Regions from separate parts of the Homo sapiens genome. Here region 1 is linked to region 2. A link is a contact called in ENCODE Hi-C or POLR2A ChIA-PET data. All regions are on one chromosome and are shown on one strand. The core of a region is the stretch at or near the end of the contact, and the rest is flanking DNA. Distances in the headings are between cores, read along the strand shown. Region 1 holds the start of IRF2BP2 (interferon regulatory factor 2 binding protein 2). Region 2 holds the start of TSNAX-DT (TSNAX divergent transcript).

Evidence for each region. A loop is a pair of places that touch in the nucleus more often than their neighbours do. ChIA-PET counts read pairs that join two places held with the same protein, here RNA polymerase II (POLR2A). Pooled maps may share reads with other maps.
Region 1: a pooled map shows a loop between it and region 2 (21-fold over the local background). The contact joins the promoter of IRF2BP2 here to the promoter of TSNAX-DT in region 2. A Hi-C loop is called at or near these places in 7 of 50 pooled maps. POLR2A ChIA-PET finds 5 or more read pairs at or near these places in 2 of 52 experiments (HepG2 and activated T-cell).

Annotation. Positions count from the first base shown.
Region 1 is chr1:234,608,928-234,614,484 of GRCh38, reverse strand. It overlaps IRF2BP2 (interferon regulatory factor 2 binding protein 2), which reads left to right and starts at 4,307. Exons shown (of 2, transcript NM_182972.3): 1 at 4,307-5,557. The coding sequence starts at 4,991. RefSeq lists enhancers at 1,393-1,442, 1,723-1,782, 3,933-4,032, 4,135-4,832 and silencers at 3,083-3,682, 4,163-4,352, 4,413-4,512, 4,893-4,972, 5,213-5,492.
Region 2 is chr1:231,525,426-231,530,770 of GRCh38, reverse strand. It overlaps TSNAX-DT (TSNAX divergent transcript), which reads left to right and starts at 2,215. Exons shown (of 3, transcript NR_173106.1): 1 at 2,215-2,351; 2 at 3,356-3,433. It overlaps TSNAX (translin associated factor X), which reads right to left and starts at 2,102. Exons shown (of 6, transcript NM_005999.3): 1 at 1,945-2,102; 2 at 1,412-1,516. The coding sequence starts at 1,960. TSNAX-DISC1 (TSNAX-DISC1 readthrough (NMD candidate)) reads right to left here and starts at 2,118. Exons shown (of 16, transcript NR_028393.1): 1 at 1,945-2,118; 2 at 1,412-1,516. RefSeq lists enhancers at 1,346-2,545, 2,014-2,835 and a silencer at 4,514-4,808.

The DNA.
Region 1 (5,557 bases), core at 3,058-5,557, 3.1 Mb before region 2:
CAGATATTCCAGAAAAGTGCATTTCATCCTGCTTTTTCCAAAAAGTCAATAGGAGGTTTACTGGCATCAAATGGCTGTTGAATCCCTTCCAGTTCTACAAATTTCCTTGCAGACTGAGCAAGTGTGTGACCTCAATCTCTCCTTTGTCTATTTTGTCTGTTTCTCACTTAGCTCTTTAAATTCTGACACAGTGAGTATTTAACCTTCATCAAGATCCCAAATTTTGCTCTAAATAGGGACCTATACATACGTTGACATATAGGCTGCCGACTAACAGCTTCTGTGTACAATATGTGGATGATTAAGAGCTCCTGTGATTTTATCTGGCTTGATTCTTAGACCCTCCACAGAGAGTTTATCTCCTCCACATGCAAAAGTCTCTTTAATATCTGTATGCTCTGTGCACAGGGGAGGTAGGCTATAGAGAGAGGTCAAACAGAGGGAAAGTATTTCTAAAAAAGAATATTTGCAATTTGAAAAACAGTAAGATTGTCTCATAAAATGCTGTTACTAAGAAGGAAGACTCTCATATCAATTACAGAAGGTTCATTTATGTCATGGTGCTCCATAGTATGTGTAGATATATTCATATAAACAAATGTGTTCAAATATATATAACTTATTTAAAAAATTGGAAAAGCCCTGAATATCACGTGTGCTCTTCAAACCTTACGACACTTTTGCCAAAGCTGAAGAAACCCGCAATGATGTCCACAGAAATCCAGATGAAATGTGGCTGCATTTTTTCTCTTCTTCAAATACGCCAAGATCAGAGTTTAAGAAGCTTTAGCATGGTTGCAACATCATGCTATTTAAGGAAACTGCACTCTAAAGAATGAAGGCTGTGATTCCACCTCTGGATAGAGGGTGAAAGCCACGAACTCAGCAGTTCCTAGGAATACCATCTATCTCCTGGACAGCACCCACAAGCTGCTGGGGGAATGGGGTTGCACCCCTCTTGCAGCTGCATAACCTGGGGGCAAAGTTCCAATAAGGTACTCTTGTAGGAACCGTTTCTTTACACTGCTCTATAGACTGTCAGTTCAGGGCTTCCGTGTGTTAATAGCTGCTTGACTGGAGTAAGCTCTGGAAACCAGATTCAGATTTTAGATGTTTAACGTTCACGCAGTAGAAGCCCGTTTCAATCTCAGTGTCGGAAGGTCACATTAGTTCTACCCATTGAGCTATCGCTTACAACTGCTCTCTTAGGTTTGCCTTCCAAGCCACTTCCTTATTCCTGCTTTTCTGATAGTGTCATACTGAATGGCTTTCCTTTTACTCCTACACTGTGATTTTTATTTAAAAAAAAAAACAACTCTCAGAAATTAGAGCTGGAAAGGACTGTTGGTTTGTCTAGTCTCAGCAGGAGTGTTCTCCATAGAATATTTCCTTTAGTCCTTAAGACAAATTGCAACATTTTAGTGTTCTGGTGAAAAGCCAGCCTCATCCCGCTGCGTCGCCGACACTTGGCCCAGCATCTGCCTGCCTGTCCGTATATGAATGTGCAGGAGCACACTGCAGCCAACCCGGTAACCTTGACTCTGGGTGGCAAAGATGATCATAATTCTCTTTTGAGAGGACCTGGTGCCTCAAGCAAGAGGGCAGAGTCTACGTGACTAAAACATACCAACTTCCTCTTTCATAAGTCATCACATGATGAACTACAATTACAATTCCTGCCTTGTCTCTGCGAATTGCAGACGCATTGCCTCACCCTAGAAACCCTGCTCCTGTGTGTGGAGGAGGCGGCTGTAACTGCTGCAGCAGCCGCTTTGGATGGGATCCAACTCCAGTCTGTGCCGGGAGGGAGCGGTGGGTGGAAGACAAAAACAAAGCTATGTTTACTTAGCATACATCGATAAAGCTGCTTCAGAGCTACATGAAAGGCCAGGCTGCATGAAAGACTTCTGATACAATATAAGGAATTGCTGCCCTGAATCCAGCCTTAACCCCCTTGATTCCGGATCGAGCCCAGAACTAAAATAGCCCTTCCATTTTCCATCGGGCATTTCATTAGGGAAGTTACAACAACTCAGTTTCGACATGAAACTGGCAGTGTAAAATAAGAAGGAAATGCTCTTCCTTTGGAGAAGAAAAGCTCCGTTTTGCAAAGATCTTAGTATCGTGGCAGAATTTCTATCTCTAATTCTATTTTAGGATGGAGTGGCAGGCTCTCCCCTTGAGGCCATTACAGTACCAGCTTGCAGAGAAATGAGTATAATTAGGCCACAACTCTAATGGTGAGTTGTGTTTTCTTTTAGTATGTTTCAGTCAATGCTTAGTGGGGCCGTCTCTTGGGGGCGATGAGTTGGTTCATTTCTCTGCAGCACAAGGACTGGACTTCATCCCCTTTGGGCAGTGACGCAGTGGGTGAAGGCATGTACTGGAATGAGTGTCACAGGGTCTCTGAGGAGGGTGACCAAAGGGACAGGTCTTGAAAGCGGTGTGCAACAGCAGGGCCTGGGAGTGACCAAACCCGCTGGCACCAGCTACTCCCGGGAAGGATCTGGACAGGCCCCATTCTCCCAGCTTGGAGAGGGTGAGGCAGGATTGCAATTGCAGGGCAAGATCCAGGAACAGATGCAGAGACCTTTAAAACAGGCGCACCTTCTATGGAAATCCCCAAAAGACATTCAAGGTTAGCCTGTAAAAACATTTAGGTCTGACATTACGTTTTCTGTGCCATTTTCGAACAGGTTTTTTCATGTGTTTTAAGCAGCTCCCTCCACTGTTTCTCTAAGGGTGTTTTTCCTCTTCCTTGTGGTTAATCCTTTGAAGCAACCTGGTATTTTCAATAGCAACGACTAGAGAGAAACGTCAGCATGATTTTTTTTTTCTCTCCACCTACCAATCCAGTTGTAGGAAAGATAATATAATTAGTACCCTGTTCTTCCCACACTTAACCAGCTCATTCCAGTCTCAAGGGAGAGTTGTGGGCCTGTGTTCCCAACAAAAGCAGCTCCAGAGGCCGCCCTTAAAGAGCTTAAGTGTAAAAGTCCCAATTGAAGAGCGACTAAGCCTACGTGTATTAGGGAGACTAACGACCAGCCCAAAGTGATTTACCATAACACACACTAGCTCCTCCTCCCGATAAAAGTGCGAAACTCAAACATTCAATTCAGTCTGGGCTGAGTCTGAGGCTGCCAACGGTGGCAGACCTGCAGGCCGGGCTCATCCCGGCCTGGGTGGCATATAGGGCAAAAGTCCGCCTCCGTCGGCGGCCCGCCCTGCGGGACGGCGGGCCAGCCAGCCAGCCGGTCGCCCCCACGGCCCTCGGGAACCTCGCGGAGGCGAGCAGGACCCCCCCCCCCCCCACTCGCGCCCTCGCCTCCCGCCACCTCGAGTCCAAGTTCGGGCCCGGGGGCGGCGCCTCGACGCCCAGACTCGCCGAAGGGGGTGGAGCCTGCGCTGTGACGCGGCCGCGCTGGCCGTAGACCCCGGATCCCTGGAATGTGCATTCGTTCCACGAGGCCCTAGTGCCAGCGGCGCCGAGGCACGTCTGCGCGGAGCGTGCGCACTCGCGGCGGCGGCCGCCCACGGCCCCGCGCCCACGTCACGCGCCCGCCGCGCATACCTACATAAGGCAGCCGGGGCGACTGGCGCGGCGAGGCCCCCGATGAACAGGGCGGGCTGGACGGGGCTAAGAGCGGCACTTGGTGTTCGGGAGAGGCTAGTCCGAACCGCGCTCCCTCCCCTCCAGAGGGCTCCGTGGAAAACGCGCGAGCCAGCTGGCGGCGTGTGCACGTGGTGCTGGGCTTGGGAATATTCACAGTCTCCCTAGTTAGTAAAAGGGACAGGCGGGGCGTATGTCCTTTCCAAGACAAATGCAAAGCACCAGTGACGGATTTCATGCTATGTGTCCGACATTGAGCTTTCAAGTATAACTCCTAAAAAACCAGAACTGTGAACCACGCTAGACCTAAATTCCCCATTCTCAGGAGACTGACGGAAACCAAGTGACAAAGTGTCCTTGCATAAAAGAAAAAAAATGATTTTTAGCACGATTTGGCCCAGAGGCACACCAGAGGAAAACATCCTGAGGGTGGTCGGGACAGCCGGGTGGGGCGCGAAGTGAGGGAAAGTGGAGGAAAAGCACTCGATCACTTTGCGCGGTGTTCCGAAGGGAACACCGGCGCTGCGCTGCTGCGCTGCCCCGCGGGCGGGCGGGCGCCGCGTAGCCGGCTCTCCCGGCAGCGCTCCTTCGGCGCGCGGGGGGAGGGGGAGCGCGCGCGCGGGAGGGCGGGCACGCGCACGAGGGGAGGGGGCCCGCGCAGGCGCCGTGCGAGACTGTCGAAGAATCAAGTCTGTAGAAGTGGAGCGGTCGCGGCGGCAGCAGCAGCAGCGACGGTGGCGGCGGCGGAGCTGAGGCGGGCTGGCCGCTGACGCTGGCGCTGGAGAGCGGCGACGCCAGGAGCTGTGAGAGAGCGGCGGAGCGACCCGGGGCCCGCGCCGCGCCCGAGCTCCACGCCGCCCGGCCGCCGCCACCCCGGCGCGGCATGCCCCGCCGCTCGGGCTGAGCCTGCCCCGGCGGCCGCCCCCCGCCCCCTGCCCCCCCGGCCTCCCCGCCCCCCGCCCCGCACTCCGTGCCGGCCGCCGCCGCGACCTGCTGCGCTCCCCCGCGCCCGCGCGGCCCGTCTTCGCCCCGGTCTGGAGGCCCGCCGCGGCTCCGGCCGAGCCCCCACCGCCGCGCCCGCCGCCCCGCCGCGCCGCGCCGCCCGCCCGTGCCCGGGCCGGCCGGGGGGAACTGCTGCCGCGGCTGCAGCCCCTCACCTCGCGCCCGCCGCCCCTCGTGCACCGGGGGCGCTGCGCGGGCGCCGAGCCTTCGCGGGCTTTGCCGCCGCCGCCGCCGCCTTTGCGGCCGCCGCCGCCGCTGGTGGGGGAGACGCGGGGTTGGGGGGGGAGGAGGGCGCGCGTGGTGCCGGTGGGGGGCGGCGGCGGCGCCCCCTCCTCCTCCTCCGCCTCCTCCTCCGGCGTCGCGGGCTCCTCGGACATGGCCGCGGCGGTGGCGGTGGCGGCCGCGTCCCGGCGGCAGTCGTGCTACCTGTGTGACCTGCCCCGCATGCCCTGGGCCATGATCTGGGACTTCACCGAACCCGTCTGCCGCGGCTGCGTCAACTACGAGGGCGCCGACCGCGTCGAGTTCGTCATCGAGACGGCGCGGCAGCTCAAGCGGGCGCACGGCTGCTTCCCGGAGGGTCGCTCCCCACCCGGCGCCGCGGCCTCGGCCGCCGCCAAGCCGCCGCCGCTCTCCGCCAAGGACATCCTTTTGCAGCAGCAGCAGCAGCTTGGCCACGGCGGCCCCGAGGCGGCCCCGCGCGCGCCGCAGGCCTTGGAGCGCTACCCGTTGGCGGCCGCGGCCGAGAGGCCCCCGCGCCTCGGCTCTGACTTCGGCAGCAGCCGCCCGGCAGCGAGCCTGGCCCAGCCGCCGACGCCGCAGCCGCCGCCCGTGAACGGCATCCTGGTGCCCAACGGCTTCTCCAAGCTAGAGGAGCCGCCCGAGCTGAATCGCCAGAGCCCGAACCCGCGGCGCGGCCACGCGGTGCCGCCCACCCTGGTG
Region 2 (5,345 bases), core at 966-3,465:
GATTACAGGCACCTCCCACTACGACCAACTAATTTTTCGTACTTTTTTTTTTTTTTTTTTGAGACGGAGCCTCGCTCTGTTGCCCAGGCTGGAGTGCAGTGGCACGATCTCGGCTCACTGCAAGCTCCGCCTCCTGGGTTCACGCCATTCTCCTGCCTCAGCCTCCCAAGTAGTGGGGACTACTGACGCCCGGCTAATTTTTTGTATTTTTAGTAGAGACGGGGTTTCACCGTGTACTTTATTAGAGTCAGGGTTTCACCATGTTGGCCAGGCTGGTCTCAAACTCATGGCCTCGTGATCCCCCCGCCTCGGCCTCCCAAAGTGCTGGGATTACAGGCGTGAGCCACCACACCCAGCCGCAACTCCACCTTCTGTATCAGTACGCTCTTTATTCAATTACGGCCAGCTGTCTTAAACTTCTGACGATCACAGTAGATACTGTGGTGGTTTTCAAATATATCCACAAATAACCTGAGACTCCTCCCTCCAAAGGGTGGGACATAACTTCCTTCCTCTTCAATGTGAGACAGTTTTTAAAACTGCCTCCCTTCTAACAAACACAATGTGACAAAAATGACAGTGTCTGATGTCTGAGATTAGGACATAGAGATTGTGGTTTCCTCCTTGCTCTCTTGCACTCTCTCTCTCTGAAGGAGGCCAGATGCCACACCAAAGGACATCCAAGCAGCACAAGAAGTTCATGTGGACAGGAACAGAGAGCTGGTTGCAGGCAAAAGGCCTAAACTATCAACAGCTGTAGATCCTTCAGCCCCAATCAAGGCTTCAGGTGATTGCAAATAGGAATCAACCAGCTAAGCCCTTCCCAGATTCCTTAATCACAGAAACGTAAGGTACAGGATAGTGGATAGACAGGGACAAAAGGAAGAGGATTTTGTTTTGTGTTTGTTTTGAATTGAGGAATAACTTGTCCAAGTTAATATGCTGAGAAAAGGGGACTGTGAAAATATGTGTATATAGATATGCGAGATTCACTAATAGATACAAGCTCCCACTCTGTGCTAAGTGTTACAGTTAAAACAAAGATACCGTCCCTGTCTTCAAGTCTAGTAGAGGAAACAAATACACACTAAATGAAAATATATTTTAGCATATAACAGATGAGTAAATATTATCAGGTACACAATTCTTGAGTATGTGACATGTCAAATATTAATTAATGTTTACTGTTTCTTGTGTTTAAGTCATGTTTACCTGATTACTAATATTTCTCTTAATGGGACATAAAAGTGAAGGCCTTTGTAATCCAGACTTTTAGGGTACATCTAGCGCCATCACAAAACCTCCAGCTAAAGTTTCACATTAAATTCTTAGGGACTGTTTTCTTGCGCATAACCATGGCTAAATAATTTTGTTCTCTCCCCTTCTTCAACTTACATTGCAGAGAACTTACATTTAAAGGCCAACATCACGGGTGAAGATGAATTAACATCCTTCCCTTCTCTTCTTTGGTTATGTGGGAAATTGTCATGCTTCCTTTTCCTGAACCCTCCTGATCCTTATATAGAGAAGAAAAAAAGAGAGGGATCTTCCATCACCAAGAGTTTGCAAAACACAACATAGACAAACCTACTCCTTGCTTTAAAACCAGATACCCACAGGGCCCTCGCCTTAGAGGCTTTCTCCGCAGACTGACAGAGACGCTGCCCAGGCCTTTCCAAGCAAATCATCCAAGTTTCCACCAACTGGTGCTATGATCTGGCATTACAGCAATTACTGAACTAGGATAAAATCACACCTCAAAAATTTAAGAAAAAAGGAGGTGTAAACAGGGCCGATCTGGCCGGGGAGAGAAACAGAGGGGCCGCCCCCGAGTCTACAAGGGACGAAGGCATCCTTCAAGGGTGAAAAGGGGAAAACTGCATAGAAAGACTGGAGAACCTCCCCCTCCGGATAAATAACGCCCCGTGTTGTTAAGGACGCCACCTTCTTTGTTGCTCATGTCGTCACAGCCTACGGTGAGACGAGCGGAGACTGAAGGACCTGGAGCAAGAGGAGTGCGCGAGGTACAGGCCGAGGGAACCTGGGAAAACAGCCTGCAGAAAAACGCTTTGCAGCCGGGCCGACTACAACGCAGTGGCCGGAAGTCTCCTCTCACGTACTTCCGGCCTGCGTCCGGAGGGGAGGGGAGGCCGTCGCCGCTGGCTCCGCCCACCGCGTGGTCCAAGGACCACCACCCGCCACCGCCGCGCGAGCGTACTATTGCGGCCGCCCTCTGCTGCGCCTGAAGAGAGAGGCGACTCTACAAGCCTCACAGCATGCACTGTTACTAAAAAGACGATGCGTCCTCCTGGACCTGAGATCTGTGTGATCGTGGGAAAGCGACGAAAAACGTACGTAATTTTTTTCTGAAGGCACCTTCGGGACACCTTACCCTTCCCTCAGGGGGGCCCAGCTTCGCGCGCGGTGCTGTGGGGGTTGTAGTTCCTCCGCCGGAGCGGGACCTCCGGTGCCCCGGGCCAGGGATGTGAGAAAGAAGCGAGCCCTCGAGTTTCCTCGGGGCATGTGGGAAGGTTTTTTTCAGGATCCAGGCAGAACCTTACAGAGCTGGGAGTTTTTTAACTTTCCATTCCTGGCAGTGACGCCAGGAGCTTTAAGTGATGGAAATATGCGAGTCAATCAGTGGATGGTGTTAGTACTGTTTTCTCTTATGAAGATCAAGCCTGCCCTTCGGGTCTACTTCCACCTTTTCCCCCTGCCCGTCTCCCACCGTCTCCCTCCTCTCCACTGGCTCTCAGAAGCCGGACAGCCTGTGTTCAACTTGCCTCCACGGAGTGGTTGTGTGACCTTGATGAAGCACGCAACTTCTCTGCCTCAGTTTCCTTATCTGTAACATAGGGATAGAATAGTACCCGCCTTGTAGGGTTATTTGAGGATGAAAGGAGTTAAGTCTCGTGAAAACGCTCTTTCACATATAACTGCTCAATTAAATATTAAATACCATACTCCTCTCCCACCAGGGCTCTCCCAAACAAAATGATAGACAGGTGAGTAATAGCAGCTGTGTTCCACTAAACTGTGGGCATTTCATTATGAGCAGGTGCTGCCACCATATCTAGACTTTGTGCCGCCCCTTAGCCCCAGTGCTTCTCAGCGCTGTGATCCGGTCCCATGTAAGCTTCCGTCAATGTTTGTTGAAGAATCATGTTCCTGGTGTCAGAATAGGTAACTAGATGGCAATTCAGCACCGTCTAGAGAGAAACTCAGGCCAAGGCTTCATAACTGGGGTGCCCTAGGCCTAGTACAGAAAACACAAGTACATTTTAAGCTTTCTCTAAATAACCTCTCTATTGTGGTCATGTGTTGAACACACAGTCTTTTCTCCTTGTTAATTTAGGAACAAAGGAACAGTAAATGGAGTAACTTGGCTAGAATATGGCAGTAACTACAAGGCATGTTCTGCTCTGGCACGAAGGTAACCACCACTCATACCTCTCCAGCCCTGTGAATACGTCAATTGACTAAGCAGATTCCTTGAGGATAAAGTAGGCTCCTGGGGACCTTGCTTGTTGGGCTACTTGCTTTGTGGATGTTAAACAGATAATTCTCATGAGTTTGAGTGACGTCTGATCTACCAGTATTCCCCCTACTCTGATTAGAAATGACTTGACCATGCCAAAAAGAATAAAAGACAGCTCTGATACAAATGTAGCCATTTTAATGTGACTCCCTCTAGATCCAAGGAAGCCAGTACTTACGAACATTTTCAGAGTCAATACTTACTGTACTGTACCATAGTCGAGGAAAAGGGTATTTTTCCTAACTCTCCTGGAGTAGCACATCCCAAGATCTCAACTTTCCAAAACCTGGATCAACTATATTTCTTTTCTTTCTCCAGCCACCACTCCCCTAGCCTGTTCAACTACAGCTATGTTACCTGAACTGCTTTCCACTCTTTCCCATAAATGTAATGATTAGAACACTAAGTTTCATAACCTGTAATGACTTCTGAAAGTATTTAAGGGAGGTGAATCCCAGGAGCACTTTCCCAGCACTTATTTGCATATGCATTTACCCCAGGCCTCCCCAGGTGTTCCAACTTGTAGCTACTCCTTTGTCAGGAAATAGATTTCAACTTCTGTAACAACCTGCATCCCTACCTGGTCTCCTTGTTTTATTGCTTCAGATGCAAACACATAGTTTTGGTACTTGGCAAAACAGTTTTTTGTTTGTTTTTTAAAGGAAGACAACCACCCCAAGTCAGGGAGAGGAAGGTAAAGATTTTTAGTAGGATCTTACCTCTGATGTTGTTTTTACTTGTTATTGTTGCTTTTTTTTTTTTTTTTTTTTGACACGGTTTCACTGTCACCCAGGCTGCAGTCCACGGCTCACTCACTACAGCCTCGACCTCCTCGGGCTCAAGTGATCCTCCCACCTCAGCCTCCCAGGTTGTTGGGACTACAGGCACATGCTACTATGCACGGCTAATTTTTTTTTTCTCTCCATTTTGTGGAGACGGGGTTTCGCCATGTTGCCCAGGCTGGTCTCAAACTCCTGGGCTCAAGTGATCCACCTGCCTAGGCCTCCCAAAGTGCTGGGATTACAGTGAGCCACTGTGCCTGGCCCCCTGTTGCATTCTAATTGCCTATATTTGACTCTGAATGAAGCACTAAGCCTTTCAATTGCATGGTGGTTATTCAGTTCATAAATCCTCTCATTGGTCACCATTAGATTAAGAGAAAAATCGCATATCAAAACTGGTTTGGGAGGCCAAGGCGCGCAGATCATTTGAGGTCAGGAGTTCGAGACCAGCCTGGCCAACATGGTGAAACAGTCTCTACTAAAAAATACAAAAATTATCTGGGTGTGGTGGCACGCACCTGTAATCCCCAGAGGCTAAGGCAGAAGAATCTCTTGAACCCAGGGCGGGAGTTTGCAGTAAGCCAAGATAGCGCCACTGACCTCCAGCCTGGGCCACAGAACAAGACTTCACCTCAAAACAAAAACAAAAACAAACAAAAAAAACTGGTTTTGGATATTGAAGGAAAATCATATAATCCAGTAAAGAGAAGATAATTAACAGATTATCTATTTCAGCATTTCCCTTATTTAGTTATTACATAAATAACTAAATCCTGGGGTAGAAGAGATCATGGGGAATTGTAAGAATCTGGAGTTTCTGTTTTTTAAAAGATAACCATAATATTTAAAAGATATCTGTGGGATCCAGAGTGGTATTGTGAAGTGTACACATTACCTTTATTGTGAATAAATTCAAAGATTTATTTTTCAAGCAATGCTAGGATGTAGTAGGAGAAAATGATGTTCCAGTTTTATAACACAAGAAAGAGAAGCTCATATTGAAGAAGTAAAGAGTGATGGGTAAA